Linked DNA regions of Mus musculus: region 1 is linked to region 2. A link is a loop called in an ENCODE intact Hi-C map of the cell type or tissue named here. Cell type or tissue: gastrocnemius. All regions are shown on one strand. Links, peaks and the distances in the headings refer to the core of each region. The heading gives the core; the rest is flanking DNA.

The links. Hi-C counts contacts between places; a loop is a spot of excess contacts. Peaks named below come from ENCODE experiments on the same cell type or tissue, not always from the same donor. Only the 100,000 strongest peaks of a DNase experiment are listed, where the experiment ranks them.
Region 1: it touches region 2 in a loop (6-fold over the local background); 27 of 42 quality-filtered maps call a loop at or near these places.

What each region holds. Positions count from the first base shown.
Region 1 is chr4:149,646,525-149,654,803 of GRCm38, forward strand. It overlaps Clstn1 (calsyntenin 1), which reads left to right. Exons shown (of 19, transcript NM_023051.5): 18 at 242-426; 19 at 849-2,375. The coding sequence ends at 1,040. It overlaps Pik3cd (phosphatidylinositol-4,5-bisphosphate 3-kinase catalytic subunit delta), which reads right to left. Exons shown (of 22, transcript NM_001164052.1): 14 at 7,994-8,093; 15 at 7,701-7,879; 16 at 7,499-7,611; 17 at 7,283-7,361; 18 at 6,787-6,954; 19 at 6,087-6,210; 20 at 5,703-5,848; 21 at 5,241-5,373; 22 at 2,644-4,253. The coding sequence ends at 4,116. Among named protein-coding and RNA genes, the nearest start is that of Mir7023, 4.9 kb to the right of the region's middle. In gastrocnemius, for the core only: CTCF peaks have their summits at 4,102 (motif pointing right) and 7,888 (motif pointing left); DNase peaks (open chromatin) are centred at 3,773, 4,111, 6,840 and 7,872.
Region 2 is chr4:149,705,702-149,714,025 of GRCm38, forward strand. No RefSeq gene overlaps it. Among named protein-coding and RNA genes, the nearest start is that of Tmem201, 28 kb to the right of the region's middle. In gastrocnemius, for the core only: CTCF peaks have their summits at 5,101 and 6,469 (motif pointing right); a DNase peak (open chromatin) is centred at 6,477; H3K27ac peaks cover 320 bases.

The sequences.
Region 1 (8,279 bases), core at 280-8,279, 59 kb before region 2:
ACTACCCCAATGCTGTCACTTACACAAGGAAGCTCGCTCACCACTGCCACAGAGCAGCCAGTGAGCGAAGGCAGGCTTAGGGCTTCCTCCTAGGGTTTAGGAGTCAGGAAGCACTCTGACACATTCCATTTGACCTACCTAGAGTAGTTGAGGAGGCCAAGGAGGGATGGGATGGGGGGAGCTCTTTGGGTGTAAGCAGCGTCACAAAAGCTGTGTGTCTGGTCTTCAAACCCCATGGCAGTTGTCCCCAGCACGGCGACAGTGGTGATTGTGGTGTGTGTCAGCTTCCTGGTTTTCATGATCATCCTGGGGGTGTTTCGGATCCGGGCTGCACATCAGCGAACGATGCGGGACCAGGACACGGGGAAGGAGAATGAGATGGACTGGGATGACTCTGCCTTGACCATCACCGTCAACCCCATGGAGGTAGGCACAGAAGGGCCAACCACAAAGCGCCACGGAGACCCAGACCCTGGTCATGTGCTTGCAGGTTGGGTCAGTGAGATTAGATTAGGGGGGTCACCTTCAGATGAGGAAGCCCTTGCTGAAGGCCTCCGTGAGTAGCATAGGCAGGCAACTGACGCTCTTGGCTTCTTTACCCCAAGATGTCCGTGGTATGACAGGACTAAGCTCCGCCCCTCTGCATTGAGCACCCCATCCCATGTGAGTGGTATCCATGTTGCTAATGAGAGCGTCACCTGCCGGGTCACTTTGGCGAGGCGACTCCCAGTACCACTCAGGCCCTTCTGTCACTGTGGGGTTGGCTGTGTTTTCCTTTGTGGCTTTTAGTAGATAGACACTGGGCGATGGGGCTACAGGCTAGATTTACGCCGTCGTCTCTTTGCCAGACATATGAGGACCAGCACAGCAGTGAGGAGGAGGAAGAGGAGGAGGAGGAGGAGGAGAGCGAAGATGGGGAGGAAGAGGAAGACATCACCAGTGCCGAGTCTGAGAGCAGTGAGGAGGAGGAAGGAGGCCCCGGAGACGGCCAGAATGCCACCCGACAGCTGGAATGGGATGACTCCACACTCAGCTACTAAACCCGCACTCAGCGCCTGCTCTCCAGACTCTCTCCCAGCCCCACGGGTCCACGATGTACAAAATCATTTTGACCAGCAGGTCTGCAGACCCTTCCCCCACTGCTCAAAGTCCTCCCGTGCTTGGTGTGTGGGACCACCGGCTCCACCCTCCCCGCCCATCACCATTGCAGTTTTGCTAGAAGCTGGCGCTTCCTCCCCAGGGCAGGGGCCCCACAGCACCTCAGACCCCAAGTGTGTCTGGAGTTCCCTGTCGGCCAGGGAGAGGACACCAGCACCTGGGACCTCCAGAGAAGCCGCACTGAGCGGACTTGTCGACAGAGGGTGAAAAATTACTCCCACGCAGTCAGTAACCATTTCTCTTATTTTTAAAAGTTTTTTTATTTTTTTTTCCCAAACTAGTGCATGTATAAAGTGGGAGAGCAGAGGGGGTTAATATGTAGATGGCCAACCGACTTTTTAATATTTTGTAAATAAATTGGGATTCTGTGTGTCCTCTGTGCTAGTAGTCCAGGACAGGAATGTAAAGTCAGAATGCGGGGCCAGGAGGGCCTCTTCCTCCCTCTTCCCTCCCAAGAAACCAGGTTGGAGAGGCCCAAGTCACTGGGGCCCACCCTTGCTAGGGTTTCCGTACAGCCACGTGGCCGGGGCCATGGCTTTCAAGTGCTGTCTGGGGGGGCCAGCCCCACGAGCCTCCAACCACATTAGAGGCTGGGAACAGCCAGGATGTTGCCAAAGCCCCTGGCCTTTCCTGTACACGCCTGTGACTGGCAGCCACATGGTTTCTGCTTATTAACGTGAGCCTCCCTGTTGGTGAAATGGTGTAGCTGGGAACGGACAGCAAAGGTGCAGGCGGTCAGGCTCCTCGCTTGGAAGACCACGGTTCTGAGCAAGTCTGCACAACAGCACCAAAAGGAGACCCCGAGGCCCAAAGATAAACTGCTACAATGCTCCAGAACAATCTTTTCTCTCCTCCCCAGAGGCCCCATGGGATGCCGCGTGCTGTTGGGTTTGGGCTAAGATCTAAGACCCAGCAGATAGGAGACAGCAGGTACCACCCACACAGCACAGCTCTTCATTCACAGTCAAGAGTTTAGACTGCTCCAGCTGGGACATCCAGTCCTCGCTGCTGTTGCTGCTAGTTCGAAGGATGCCGCCGTGCTGTCTGTGGCCGCCCTCCCATGTCCTGTCCCCTGTAGCTGCTTTCTTAGATGGAAACAGGCTAACGAAGAGAGGGACACTGTCGTGTCAGTAGCCGCAGGGTCCCCTTTAAGATGTGTATATCGACACTAGGTCAGAAAGTGTATGCGTTATAATAAAGTTCTGGTTCTAACTCCAGCCTGAGTGGGGTCCATTCTGTCATGTTTGTTGGGTACGGGTTGGGGCAGGGGTTGAGGGATTTATGAAGATAGGCTGGGCTCAAACTTAAAGCAATCCTCCTGCCTCTGCCTGCTCAGTGCTGGGATTACAGATGTCCACCATGCCGGGCAAGGATTATTAATTTTTATGGTACTAAGGAATGTACCTGAAGCTTTGCACTTCGCAGACAAGGGCTCAACCAGTACACTGTATCCCCCCAAGTCCCCTTGTTATTTGAGCCAAGAACTTAAGAACATAAAAACGTTTTTATTTCTTTTCACCTGTCTTTACCTGTTGTGTCAAGGTTGCACAAACTGGTCTCAGCCCCCATCAATGAGAGGAAAAAACTTAACAAAAAACCCGTCTTCCAGCCAAGTACACACCCAACCCAGAAAGGCCGAGCCTGTGCAGAATCTGCAGCCACACCAGAGAGCACCTAGACTCTTTTCAATAAATAACATGGCATACATACATACACACACACAGACACGTTTCCTATTTCAGAGTTGGTGGGGCAGACTAGGGGTTCAGCGGGTGCTGCGGAGGCACCACCGCTCACTGCTGGACCCTGGGCTCATCAACATGAAGGGGCTCCTTGAGCCATGTTCTGGGCTGCTGGCGAGACAGCGGTGATGGTTCTCAAAGTCTCAGAATGCTACCGGGAGATCCAGGTCCTGAGGTGGCAGCTGATACATGGAGATGTGCTTGGGGTGGGACGATAAGCATGTGCGACCCCTGAGCTGGGCTCTCTAAAAGCCGGGCGGGTGGCTGGCGTTTGGATCCCTGGGAGGAGGCCGAGACTGCGTTTCTCGAGTTCCTCTGACTGCCCAGACTACACTGAATTCCGTTCTCGTCCTTGCTCACACTTTTCGAGCCTAGCTCCCCAGCTGCCTTCTGCGATTTCAGCTCTGGAAGAGATCAGTCCTGTCCGTCCATAAAGCTGCCTTGTGTGCCCCTCACACGAACTTCGAAGAGGACTTCAATTCTGGCTGGCCCTTCGTCTTGATTCGTGACCACACGGAGCTAAATGGGGCACCGGTCTGAGTGCTTCAAGGCCTGGAATACACTAACTGTAGTGGAGGCCAGGTCCCTTACCCCAGCCATCGGGGTAAGGGACAGAGTCTACATATCGTGTTCTTACCCGCAAATGAGAGGTGAGGGCGTTCCCGTACCCAAACCCAAGAGGTCGCTTCAGCAGTGCCGAGCAAGTGTGCCTGAGTCTAGAGGGAAGCTCCTGGCTTCCTCAAGAGCTGCCGGAGGCTTGGTTGGGTAGGCCACACAACGGTGGCCGGAGGTGAGCTGAGGATGGAGGCACCAGGTGACCGCCAGGCTTGTTCCAGGCAGCCTGCTGGGAGCCTGGGAAGAAGGCCCCAAGAACTGTCCTTGCTGGGCCAAGACCCACAGGTTGGAAGACTAGGGGTTCGATCCTCAAGGTGCTGTTACAGTGCTGACCGGGGATGACATCATGAGGACATCACCCCTCCCCTGCACAGAAATGCACTTCCATTTATGGCTATTCTGTTCCTTAAACATTTCGAGTCATAAATAAATTACCAGTGTAAACAAGAAGCAGTGGTGTGGTTCTTCCCCATGAGGGACAGTTCAGGCTCTGGGGTCCCTTTGGTGACCACTGGACATGCCTGGTCTCCAGGACTGTCCTTTTACCTCTAGGGCTGAAAGCCAGGAGGGAACCGCCGTATGACCACCAGGGGGCGCCTCCTACTGTCGGTTATCCTTGGACACATTGTGCGCCAGCCAGTTGACTTTGGTTTTCCAGCTTTCTCGGAGAGCTTCGTTGAACTTCACCCGGAAGTGCTTTAGCGCCTCTTCCTCCGTCTTCCCCAGTGCCAGAGAGTCCTGGACAAACCACACACAGCAGAGTGACACTGAGGGACTTTGCTCTGTTACGCAATCCAGAATGAAGCCCAATAGGATGCTAAATTCTCTCTGTATTCAGACCCCCAAACCCAGATGGTCCACCCGTTGACTCAAATGTCAGAGGCCTTAGAGTGTCATGTGACCTTCAGGGGATGCCCTGGTTAGGCTGGTGGCCTGTCACTCTCTGCTCCAGTTATCACAGATGGAGGACGTGGGATGAAAGCATTTACACAATGTGCAAGGAAGCTTAGCTCACACAGACTGAGCAGGAACGTGTGTGTGTGTGTGTGTGTGTGTGTGTGTGTGTGTGTGTGCGCGCGCGCGCGCGCGCGCATGTGTGCATGTGTGGACACCTATGAGGGACACATGGATTGACTAAGGAAGGTTACCACGTATCTGCCACCCAGCATAAGTAGGCCCAGCAAACTGGACCACTCTGGCCCTGCCCACTGCTAGGACAAGGATGCCATGAGGACCCCACAACCATCAGTACCCCTGAAAGTCTACCAGATGGGGCCCTACTAGGATCCAGACCTCCCAGGCAGGCTGTAGGAAGTATACAGCCATGGGGTCAGCCCTGACTCGGCCCTGGCTTGACCTACTGTGTTGGTGGTTTTCTGCCAACTTAATACAAACTGGAGTCATCTGGGAAAAAGGAAATTTCCTCAACTGAGGAAACGCCTTCATCAGATTGCCTGTAGTTAAGCCCTTGGGGCATTTTATTTTTTGGATCAATGACTGATAAAGAAGGGTCCAGCCCACTGTGGGTGGTGCCATCCCCTAGGCAAGTGGTCCTGGGTTGTAAAAGAAGGTAGTCTGAACAAACCATTGCTTCTGGTTCAGTGCCTGCCCTTGATCCCCCTTCATGATGTGACTGCTGCGACCACAAGTTGAATTAAACCCTTTTCTGCCCACGCTGCTTTTGATGGCTTTTATAGCAGAAGGGACCCCCACGGGGACACTTACCTTGAGATACTGGATATCTTTGGAGCAGCTAAGCTCAGGCAGACCTGCGGCCCGCATCAGGGCGAAGAGATGGAGGAAAAGCAGCCCGTGGCGCCGCAGGATGGTATAGGCTCGTTCACAGTAGCCGCGGAACCTGCAGGTGAGGGAGGCGGGGCAGGTGAGGTCCTGGGTGTTCACCTTCCCACCCCACCCCCACCTCCCCCGAGCTGTTGCTTAAGGTTGTTGTTGAAGGTTATCCACCGTTGGCTAGTTCTTCAAGATGACCTCCCTCTGCCTCCTGCTGGAGACACAAACCTCCTCCCCCATGGCCCAAGGAGGCCAAACAGGTTTGGAGGTCACTCATCCCAATCCATCAACATCCAGGGGAGGGGGCAGGAGCAGGGCCGACCACCGTCTCAAGCCTCGTTCTTGAACCCAGAGTTCCTGGCATCCCGGACAGATAATCAAGGGCAGAGCCCTCACCTTTCAAACTTCTCACTGTTGTTAGTCTTCCCCTGCTGGATCACGTGGACAAAGTCGTAGGTGAGAATGAAGGGGACGCGCTCTCGGTTGATTCCAAACTTGGTCTTGAAGTTCCCCAGAAAGTGGCCAAAATCAATGTGGAAGAGCTGACGGGGACGAAGTGGAGCCCTTAGCCTCGAGTGAGCAGGGATCCAACCCCGGGAGCCGCAGGGAGGAAGAGAAAGCAGAGAACAGGGAGCTTCCATGCCCCTTGAGAGACCCAGGCGAAGAAGACACCAGCAGGGCTCACAGCGTTCTCGGGGCCACCAAACCCAGAGCAAAGGGGCCAGCAGGCCAGACGGGACGTCAGCCCTATAGCAAAGCCACCCAGCCACACGCCCCTACCTGCCCACTCTCTCTGATCATGATGTTGTCGCTGTGCCGGTCACCGATGCCCAGAACATATGTGGCCACACAGTAGCCAGCACAGGAGAGGGTGAATTCCTCAATGGCCCGATCCAGGGCCTCCCTGAGGGGGAAGATTGGAGGTCATGGTACACCAGACTGCAACCCTTTACCAGAAGGGGGTCTGCCTCTCTTTCTCTGAGTCTAGCCTTTTGGCGTGCTTTACTCAACAGAATGTAAAGTATATAGTCCCAGAGCTTAGGCCTAAAATACCTCTCTGATCTGGAGCCTGTCCCCACCACCTAGGCGCACCGTGGGGAAAGGCTGAGGACCAGCCTGCACAAGCAGAGGCCAAGAAGAGAGGTATAGCTGACTTCAGGCTCTGGGCATTCAGTGGACTCAATCTTAGACCCTCCAGGTTTGGGAGAAGTCCCAGATGACTTGAGTTGTCCCAAGCAAGGCATGTATAGTATCCCGAGATTCACAGCAGCAGATGTCTAAGGTCGGAAGCTTTGAGTGGTATCACACACAACCACTGGCAACTGACACACAAGAACCGCTATGCTGATTCAGATTCAGGCCGGCCCCACAGCAGAGCCAACTAGTCAGAGTAGATCACAGCCCTTCCCTCTCATCTTGTCTCTGATAGGCCAACCCTTCCCACGTCACACCTCCCAGGAGGAGAAGGCTTGAAACCTACCCAGGGTTCTTGGACTTGAGCCAGTTGAGCAGGGCGTCCTTGTTGAAGGCAGCTGTGGCCGCCATGTTGCTTTTGTTCAGCTGGATGTTGGCGATGGTGTCCGAGTGGAGGACCACCTCGATGAGACCTGTGCGGTCCCCGGTGGGGAGGCAGCCGTAGGGCGTCATCCTAGGTGAAAGAAAGGCCAGCAGAACGTCACGATCAAAGGCTGTTCCTGGAGATGCCACACTCAAGTGGCTGAGGAGGAGGAGGAAGGACTCGGAGGCTCCTGGTACCCAAGATAACCAGGGTTTGGGGAAGCTGCTGCTGCTTCCTCTACACAAGGGGCCGGGAAATACAGAAGGGAACAAGACAAATGCTTGGCTGCCCTCCCTACCCTCGTCTCTCCCGGGATCAGCCCTTTCCCACCCACACGAGGAGGATAGTTTGGCTCCCCTTCCAAAGCACAGTTCTAAGGGCTGACCCAGAGCACAACAGTTACAGGATGGGCCCCAACCTCAGGTCCAGGCCCTCCTGCTTCCACAGGACGTCCATGAGCTGGATCATCTGCAGAGTCAGCATGTCCTGGCGGAGGTCTGCAGTGTGGGAAGGAGACCAGTGTCTGGTGGGTTCTCTTCTCCCACTGGGTATCCGTTCTTAGGTCCCAGGACCACCCCTCAGGATGGCACAGGGACGGTTAGGCCTCTGCAGACTCCCTAGCCCGCCTGCTCACCATCCCCGTTCTTAAAGATGATGCCCACGTTGCCAGCACTGCCCGCCTCCTCGCTGCTGTACATGATCCACAGGGGCTTCATTTTGGAGTCCATGAAGGTGCACTGCTCCACACTGCTGGCCAGAGAGTAGGGTCGACAGGGGCTCCTCCGCAGGCCAGGGAGGCTGGGAGGAGCCCTGGTGGGGTCAGGCATGGGGCTCACCAGACTTCCTCCAGCAGGGTGCTGGGGTCGAGTGGAGACTGCAGGTGGGACAGGGCCTCCATGTAGGTCTCCTGGCGCATGCACATATGCATCATCTCCTTGGTTTGGGGCTTGGTGGTCTTCTGGGAACTCACCTTCACAAAGTCATTCAGTGCCTTAAGCTTGCTCAGTGCTTCCCCCTGGTGGTGATAATGGGTGGTGGTGATAAGTGGTGGTGGGTACCAGCCACAGGTGGGAGGATGGTCCAGGGAGAGCCTTCTAAAGCTTGTAAGCAGAAACTGACCAAGCCTTACCTGCTTCATCAGCACCTTCATGTGGTGGGTGCTGCCTCTGCAGTAGGCTTCCATGATGAGACCAAACCGCAGAGCCACTGATGGTACGTGCATCTCAGAGCTGGGGGGAAAAAATGGTACTGAGTCTTGCCAGTCAGGGTCTCACACCCCCTGCCTGCAGCCTAGGTGGGACCCAGAGCATCAGGACATCTGAGCCTGCTGGAAACAGGAGTTCAGCAAGATCTCAGAATCCTGAGTTCTCACTTCACCGTGACCCTCATAGGATTTCCAAGGAATAGGCTGTTGT
Region 2 (8,324 bases), core at 252-8,251:
TGACCTGGGGGAGGAGCACGGTCAGAGGATTCACTGACCTGGGGGAGGAGGGCTTAGCCTTTCTTCCTCCCTGACTCCTTTTCTTCCTTCTTTCCTTTTTTTTTTCTTAAAAGAAAAAAGTTTATATGTTTGTTTGTTTATTGTGACAGGGTTTCTCTGTGTAGCCCTGGCTGTCCTGGAACTCACTCTGAGACGAGGCTGGCCTCCCAACTGCTGAGATTAAAGGTGTGCATCAAGGCTCCTGGCCAAGATTTCTATTTCTGTTTTCCTTTATTTATTTTCCTTCCTTTCTTATCTCTATCTGTTTTTTCTTTTTTTCTCTCTCTAATTTTTATTATTCTTTTGCATGTTCTTTGTATTTTGCCTCTACTGTAGTTTCTATAAGGAAGTCACTAGGTCCTTCCCCCACCCCTGCCACAAGCATGCAGGCACACACGCGCACACACACATACACACGCACGCACGCACTCACACAGTTAGGCTCTCTGAGGCCAACGCATATCACAGGAATTATTCAGATTTCTTTTGTACAAGAAACTTCTCTAGCCAGGCATGACAGCACGCACCTTCAATCCCCGCACTAGGGAGGCAGAGGCAAGTGGATCTCTGAGTGAATTCCAGGCCAGAGCTACATGGTGAGACCCTGGTTTTTTTTTTTTTTTTTTTTTTTTTTTTTTTTTTTTTTCCGAGACAGGGTTTGGCCTCGAACTCAAAAATCCGCCTGCCTCTGCCTCCCGAGTGCTGGGATTAAAGGGGTATGCCACCACTGCCCAGCAGCAGTGGAATTTTTAAACTGGGTTTAAGGGGCCATCCCAGCAGAACCATGGGAGACAGTGGTGCTGAGGGTGATTAGAACTGTAGGGCCTGGCTCAAGAGGTTTCCGAGGCGAGGAATGATAGCGTGTGGCCTAGAGCTTCCGCCCTTGTCTGAACTCTTAGGAAGATCATTTTGATGAAATGTTCTTCAAATTAGCCATGGTGCCTCTCGCCTTTATCTCAGCACTCGGGAGGCAGAGGCAGAGGCAGGCATGTCTCTGTGAGTTCAAGGCCAGCCTGGTTTACAAAAAGCGAGTTCCAGGACAGGCGGGACTGTTACACAGGCAAACCCTGTCTCAGAAAAGAGAGAGGCAGAGACAGAGACAGAGACAGAGACTGAGAACAAGACAGAGAGTAGAGAGAAAGAAAGAAAATGGTGGTTCAGGGATTAAAGGGACAACAGGAAGTGGAAGAGAGCTAAATCCTTTGTTCAAGGAGATAAACAGATTAAAGATATTAAATGGGGGGCTGGAGAGATGGCTCAGCAGTTAAGAGCATTGTCTGCTCTTCCAAAGGGTCTGAATTCGATTCCCAGCAACCACATGGTGGCTCACAACCATCTGTAGTGGGATCCAATGTCCTCTTCAGGTGTCTGAAGAGAGCAACAGTGTATTCACAGACATAAAATAAATAAATATTTTTTAAAAATAGATCTTAAATGGAATTAAGGAGATGATGACCTCAGGGAAGACTCCATGCAACTAAGCTTCCATCCTGTGAAAAGGAATTAAAGAACATGTTAGGCACAGTGGTACACGGCTTTAGTCCCAGCACTCCGAAGACAGAGGCAGGCAGATCTCTGAGTTTAAGGCTAGCCTGGTCTACAGAGGAACCGACAAGCTCAGGCAGTGAAGGAAACTATCCGAAGCAGAAAGCTGGTGATGATGTCATTGAACAAGGGGGCCATGGTCCAGCCCCAGCAAGCTGCAGAACGCGGCAGTTTTGGCCATGTGGTTCTGGCCTTAGAGTCAATGATAGAAAAAGGAGAATGTGGAATCTCTGAGACTAAGGAAAGCCGCAGAGGCCAGGCTTGTGTGGCAGGGCTGTCTCTGCATGGAGGTCATTGCATGAAGCTGTGAAGGTGGAGCCTGGATTGCCTTGAGGACCCCCAAGAGGTTAGAGATGCTGGAGTTGTGGGCTCCTGTCAAGGAGAGCTGCTGACAGGGAGTGGAACTGGCCCAAGAGAAAGACGTATATTGCAGACGACAAAGCTGAAAGGAGTGTGAGACATGACGTCAGGGCACGGAGATGAAAAGCTTGGCGTTTGCCCAGTTGGGCTTGGTCTTCTTTGGTCCAGGGTTTTCCCCACTGTGGTCCCGTCCCTGCGTTTTGGAATGGCAATGTCTACCCCGGGGCCGTTATAGTTTGGAAGCACAGGATCTGTTCTGTGATTTTGATTTTATAGGGGGTGACAGTTAAGAGACTGCCATGAATCTCAGAAGAGAATTTTAAACATTGTTGAAACTGTGGTAGACTATGGGGACTTGGAAGTTGGACTAAACACATTTTGCATTTTGCTATGGCTACAAGCCTATGGAGGCTGGGGAGTGGGATGTGATGGTTGACAGAGGACTGGCCCCTGTAGACTCATGTGTTTGGATACTTGCCCACAGGGAGTAGCGTTATTAGGAGGTAGGATATGTTGAAGGATATGTGTCACTGTGGGCTCGGGCTTTGTCTTCTATGCTGTAGCCACATCTAGACACAGTCTCCTTCTCCTGCCTTCAGATCAAGATGTAGAACTCTCAGCTCCTTCTCCAGCACCATGTTGGCCTGCAGGCTGCCATGCTTCCTGACATAATGGACTAATAATGGACCAAACCTCTGATTAGGTTAAATTAAATGTTTTTCTTTATAAGAGTTGCCATGGTCATACTGTCTCTTCACAGCAATAAAGCCCAAACTGAGACGGGAGTCCATCTGTAATTTCCCAGGGAATGCTATGAGAACCAAAGAAAATAGGAAATTAGCTGACTTGAGGCCAGGCAAGGGGAAGTAGGGAATTCTCTGTTCTTGGCTTGGAGGCTGGCCACCCGTATTACATGGTACCAGACCGGCTCTGCTAGGATCATTGGCCTCCTGTGACTTCCAGGTTGGGACAACCATTAAGAAACTTAGTAACAAGATAGGCAGGCTTGTACTTATGTCTACCAGCCTTCCTAGGTGCTGTAAGACTAGGTTCAGGATTATTCTGTCTGTTCAAGAAAAAGAAAGAGAGCTGGGGTGTAGGTCTTATACAGTGCTTGTGGAGTAAGCCCAAGACCCCAGCACCTGCTTCTACCTCCCTGATGTGGGGATTAAAGGAGTCCACCACCACTGGCCAGTTTATATTTAACTTTGTAAAGGTATATTCTTTTTTCCCCGCCTAGAGTCAAAGACTACTAAGGCTCAAATACATGGCAGAAGACACACCCTATGTGGAACCCTAAACTGGCACACTGCTCCCGGCAAGGGAACAGATTTCTTTAAGAAGAGCCATCATCGGGCTGATGACTCTGACCACTGGTCCCTGTAAACTATCTCCTCCTGTTAGACAGCAAGCCTGGGGCCTTCTGGAAACTGCTGGAGGGGAAGTCATCTTCCAAGAAATGAAAGAGAAAGCCTTCCACGCCCATCTGGAAAATGGTTTCCCCATCCCACCCTTGAGCTGACAACTCTTCCTCTACTGCTTGGAAGCCCACACCCTGGGGCCTGCCCACTTTAAGGCTAAAGATTCAAGTGGACAGGATTTCAAGGCATTGGCCTAGACAAGAGGTATGACTCCAAATAAACATTGCAGAGATGGGGCTGGAGAGACAATGCTGACCTTAGGAGCTGGTTCTGTTTGTTTTTGCAGAGGACTCAAGTTTGCTTCTCCCATTGAGCAGTCCACAGCTGCTTGTAACTTCAGCTCCAGGGGATCTGATGTTCTCCTATGGCCTTTGCAGGGATTGCTACATAGACACATATATACACGTAATTTTTCATCTTAGTATATGTATTTATTTTATTCTTCTGGCTATGAGTGTTTTGCCTGCTTGCACACACACACACACACACACACACACACACACACACACACACACACCACATGTGTGCCTGATAAACATGGAGGTCAGAAGACCGCAACTAGAGTTACAGGTGGTTGTGAGTCACCATGTAGATGCTGGGAACCAAACCTGGGTCCTTTGCAAGAGCAGTCAGTGCTCTTAGCCACTGAATTTCTCCAGCCCCTATACACATTTTATTTTATTTTAGACAGGGTTTCTCCGTGTAGCTCCTGGACCTTGCTCTGAAATCCAGACTGGCCTCAAACTCAGAGAGAGATCCACCTGCCTCTGTCTCCTGTTTTGTTTTGTTTTGTTTTTTTCGAGACAGGGTTTCTCTGTGTAGCCCTGGCTGTTCTGGAACTCACTTCGTAGACCAGGCTGCCCTGGAACTCAGAAATTCGCCTGCCTCTGCCTCCCAAGTGCTGGGATCAAAGGCGTGTGCCAACACTGCCTGGCAGTGGTGTTCATCTTTAATCCCAGCACTCAGGAGGTAGAGGCAGGCGGATCTCTGAGTTCGAGGCCAGCCTGGTCTACAAAGTGAGTTCCAGGACAGGAAGGGATACACAGAGAAACCCTGCCTCAAAAAACAAAAACAGGGGCTGGTGAGATGGCTCAGTGGGTAAGGGCACCCAACTGCTCTTCCGAAGGTCCGAAGTTCAAATTCCAGCAACCACATGGTGGCTCACAACCACCCATAATGAGATCTGATGCCCTCTTCTGGTGTATCTGAAGACAACTACAGTGTACTTACATATAATAAATAAATAAATCTTTAAAAAACAAACAAAACAAAACAACAAAAAACCAAAAACAACAACAACCACAACAAAAAGAATACCACCATGTTCTACCAGAGCCCTGTACACATAACTAAGCAAAGTATAAATTTCAGGTAATCCACTAGGGCTTTATGATGGATGGAGATCTGAGAAGCAAACTGTGTCATCCCATCCTTAGGGACATGGCTCTGCCAAAGTCCCGGCACCAGGCAGGGAATGGCCATGGCCATCACAGCTCTACAAGAAAAAGCCTGGCCAAGAAATTCTCAGGCAGGGCTAGAAGAGAGTCCCACAATGGCTAACTTCCCTGTGGGCGGAGCCTGGGGCAGCCTTGCTTCCTTACACGGGTAAGCCCAGACAAGCTAACATCAGAGCACAGCTTTCCACATCGCTTCTGTGCCTCTGCTCTACAGAGTCTGGTGTGGTTAACTGACTGATCGTTCATACACTGAGGAGTCCTAGGGAGCCACCTAGAGGAGGGACAGCAAAACAGGAGAGGGGCAGAAGGTAGGGCTGAGGACAGAACCATTAAAGAGGGCAACAGGAATGAGGATGTCTTAGAAAAGCAGAGGAGGGGCTGGACAGGTAGGTGGCTCAGCAGTTAAGAGCACTGACTGATCTTCCAGAGGACGTGAGTTCAATCAAAAAATAAAAAATAAATAAAAAATAAAGGAAATCTAAAGAGATTGAACAAGCGTGCATGTGCTTGCTTGTGTGCTGTGTGTGTGTGTTTCTGTGTATATGTGTGCATGTGCTTGCTTGTGTGCTGTGTTTGTGTGTGTGTATGTGCTTGTCTCTCTTATGTTTGTGTTTCTCTGTGTTGTGTGTGCTGTGTGTTTCTGTATGTGGCTCTGTATTGTATATGGTGTATGTGTCTGTTTTTCATGTTGTGCATTTTATACATTTTATATATGTGTATATATGTGTATTTGTGTATGTCTGTTGGTATATTAAGTGTGTGTGTTATGTTTGTGTATATATGTGTCTTGTCTTGTATTGGTGTGCACGTTGTATATGTGTGTGTATTGTGGATGATATGTGTGTGTCTGTTTGTGTGTTGTATGTATGTGTGTGTTAAGCAAGACCAAAACAGGATGAACTCACATGGACACAGTTAGCTTCTAGCCTGTTAGTCTGGCCTGTTTTTGGCAACTCTTCCCCTTTGTAATCAAGAAGGTGGGCAACCAGCAGACAAACTTGACTCATGGCCATAACTTACTGGACCAGAATGGAGGCTCGGATTCCAGCGAGGCCAATCAAGTCCTTCCCAGAAAAGTAGACTTGGGACCTGTTGAAGAGACCCAGGATAGGTCAGCTAGGTGGGTGTCGCAAGTGGGGACAGGTGAGGGTGCCTCAGTCTCTGGCTCTCACCAGAGCTGCCAGTACCTGTAATGCTGTCACATGCATATTTGACCTTTGTCCAGTCGCCTGCACTCAGCTCCTAACGTCCTGGAAAATTCTGCAGTGGTGTCTTTCTGTGGCCAGGGCTGACCAGGCCTGAGGGCTGCTGGACAGTCTGAGGATGGGGCTGGCTGCTAAGGGAAACTAACTAGCTGTGTGGAGAGGGTGGGAACTTTCAGCCCTGCCCTCCCTCCAGCTTACTGAGAGGGGAAGAAGGTCTAGATGTCACCAGCCGCTCCCACATAAATCCTCAAGAGAACAGGGGGATCTTTGTCGTTTGTTTTGAGAAAAAAATCTCATGGATCCTAGACTGGCCCCAAACTCACTACAGAGCTGAGGCGGACACTGATCCTCCTGCCCAGGCCTCTGAAGTGCTAGGATTACAGGCCCCTGGCTTTCTGGGATGCTGGGGCTTCCTGGGTGCTAGGCAACACTGTACCTCAAGAGGGCAGTGTTCTGAGCGCTTTCTGGTCAGTGCAGCCAGGGTGCCCCGTGCCCTCCCTGACCTGGGCCATTCATTCCTCTCTCCACTGTCTCTGTCACGTCTAGTCCTTTATTACAAGTCAGAAAGAGCCAGGGAACAGTTCCCAGAGTTCTCAGAGGGGCTCCAGCAAGTTAGCGGAGCCTGACAGGGGGGTCGTGGGAACTGGGCTTTATCAACAGTCATCCAAAAACAGGGAAAACAACTTTGGGGACAAGGTTACCTACTACAAAGTCCCCTTTTCCGTCCCAGTTAAAGGGCTGGTTTCTGACTGTGGTCTGGGAAGCAGACTGTGGATGGTGTATCGAGTGAGGCCGCAGTTGAGAATAAGGTAGAAATGAGGCAGGCTCACACAGTCAGTCCCTCAGGAACTCTCACCCCATCTGCCCTTACTGCTCTTGATGCTGCCCTGACAGGGAACCTGCAGGTCCAGATCTTCCCAGGATCAATGTGTGGTTTGCAGTACCCCGACTCTGCATCTGGCTACTCGGAAGAATTAGACCCCCCCCCCCCCGGCATAGATGTTACCCAGCTGGCCCCTTGCCCCAGAGGGACTCCACTTTGTCCTTGGTTGTATCCTTGCTTTGCAGCACTCTGTCCTCTGAGCAGCTCTGTGTCGGACTCAGCTGCCCTCTAGGAACATGGCCTCTACACCCATCAGGGTGCGGTCCTTAGTCACTTGCTCTCTGCCTGCCGATAGTACTGGAAGTGAGTGTGTAGGAATGCCATGGAATGGATGAGTGAATGAGTGGATGGATGGATGAATGAATGATGTAATTTTGAATAGGCCGGTTGGGGACAGTAGCTAACGAATATGAAGATTAAAGGCCACCTCTAGCCATTGCAGGGATAATTCTGTCCTTCAAGCTGGAATTTACACTCGGTGATGATGGGGCCTGATACCCCTGAAAGCTAGGAGGCTGAATTTGCTTCTGTGTGCATGGAGTGCGTGTATGTGTGCCTGCATGTGTGTGTGTGTGCATGTGTGCGTGTGTATATGTGAGGGCATGTGTGTGTGTACATGTGTATGTGTGTATGTGTGTGTGTGCATGTAGAGATGTCAGTGTCAGACATCATTCTCTCTCTCTCCCTCCCTCCCTCCCTCCCTCCCTCCCTCCCTCCTTCCCTCCCTCTCTCTCTCTCTCTCTGTCTCTCCTTACCTTAGCTTTACCTCAGGGAGAGATGAGAACTCTCCCTAAACATGGGATTCTCCAATTCAGTCAAGCGGGCCAGACAACCACGGAGCCTCGAGGATCTGTCTGTCTCTGCCTCCTTCCTACTGGCATTACTGAGGCCTGTGGAACCCGGCATTTTATGTGGGTTTGGAATTCATGTATCTCTGAAAGCACTTTACCAAACGAGCCATCTCCCGCCACCCGGCCTTCTCAATGCTTTTCACGGTGCTCCCTCACTCAGCCTGTTGTCACCAGAGAAGGGTCTGCAACAGTGCATCCCTAGCTCTGTTCTCAAATCAAGGAGACATAGCTTTAGAGAGAGGCCGTGGAGGGAAGCCCAGTAGCCTCTCTAGCCAGCTTTGTGATGGTCTGGCTTCTCTGAGCCCTAGGCTTCGTCCCTAGTGGCCTTCACCTTCACTTTCCACCCTTGATTAAAGAACTGGGGGCAAAACCCGTTGAGGGGAGAGAAACGGGAAGAGGAGGCCACAGCAGGGGTCCAGGAGTTCCCAGGTGACTGTGTCTCCACCTCCCTTACCACAGCCCCATAGGAGAGAGAGCTGGGGGTCAGCCGGAGTCTGACCGTGGGTGTGCAGTGGGGTTAGGCAAAGCCCTGTGGTGAGGGCCTTTATTTGGGGACCACATAT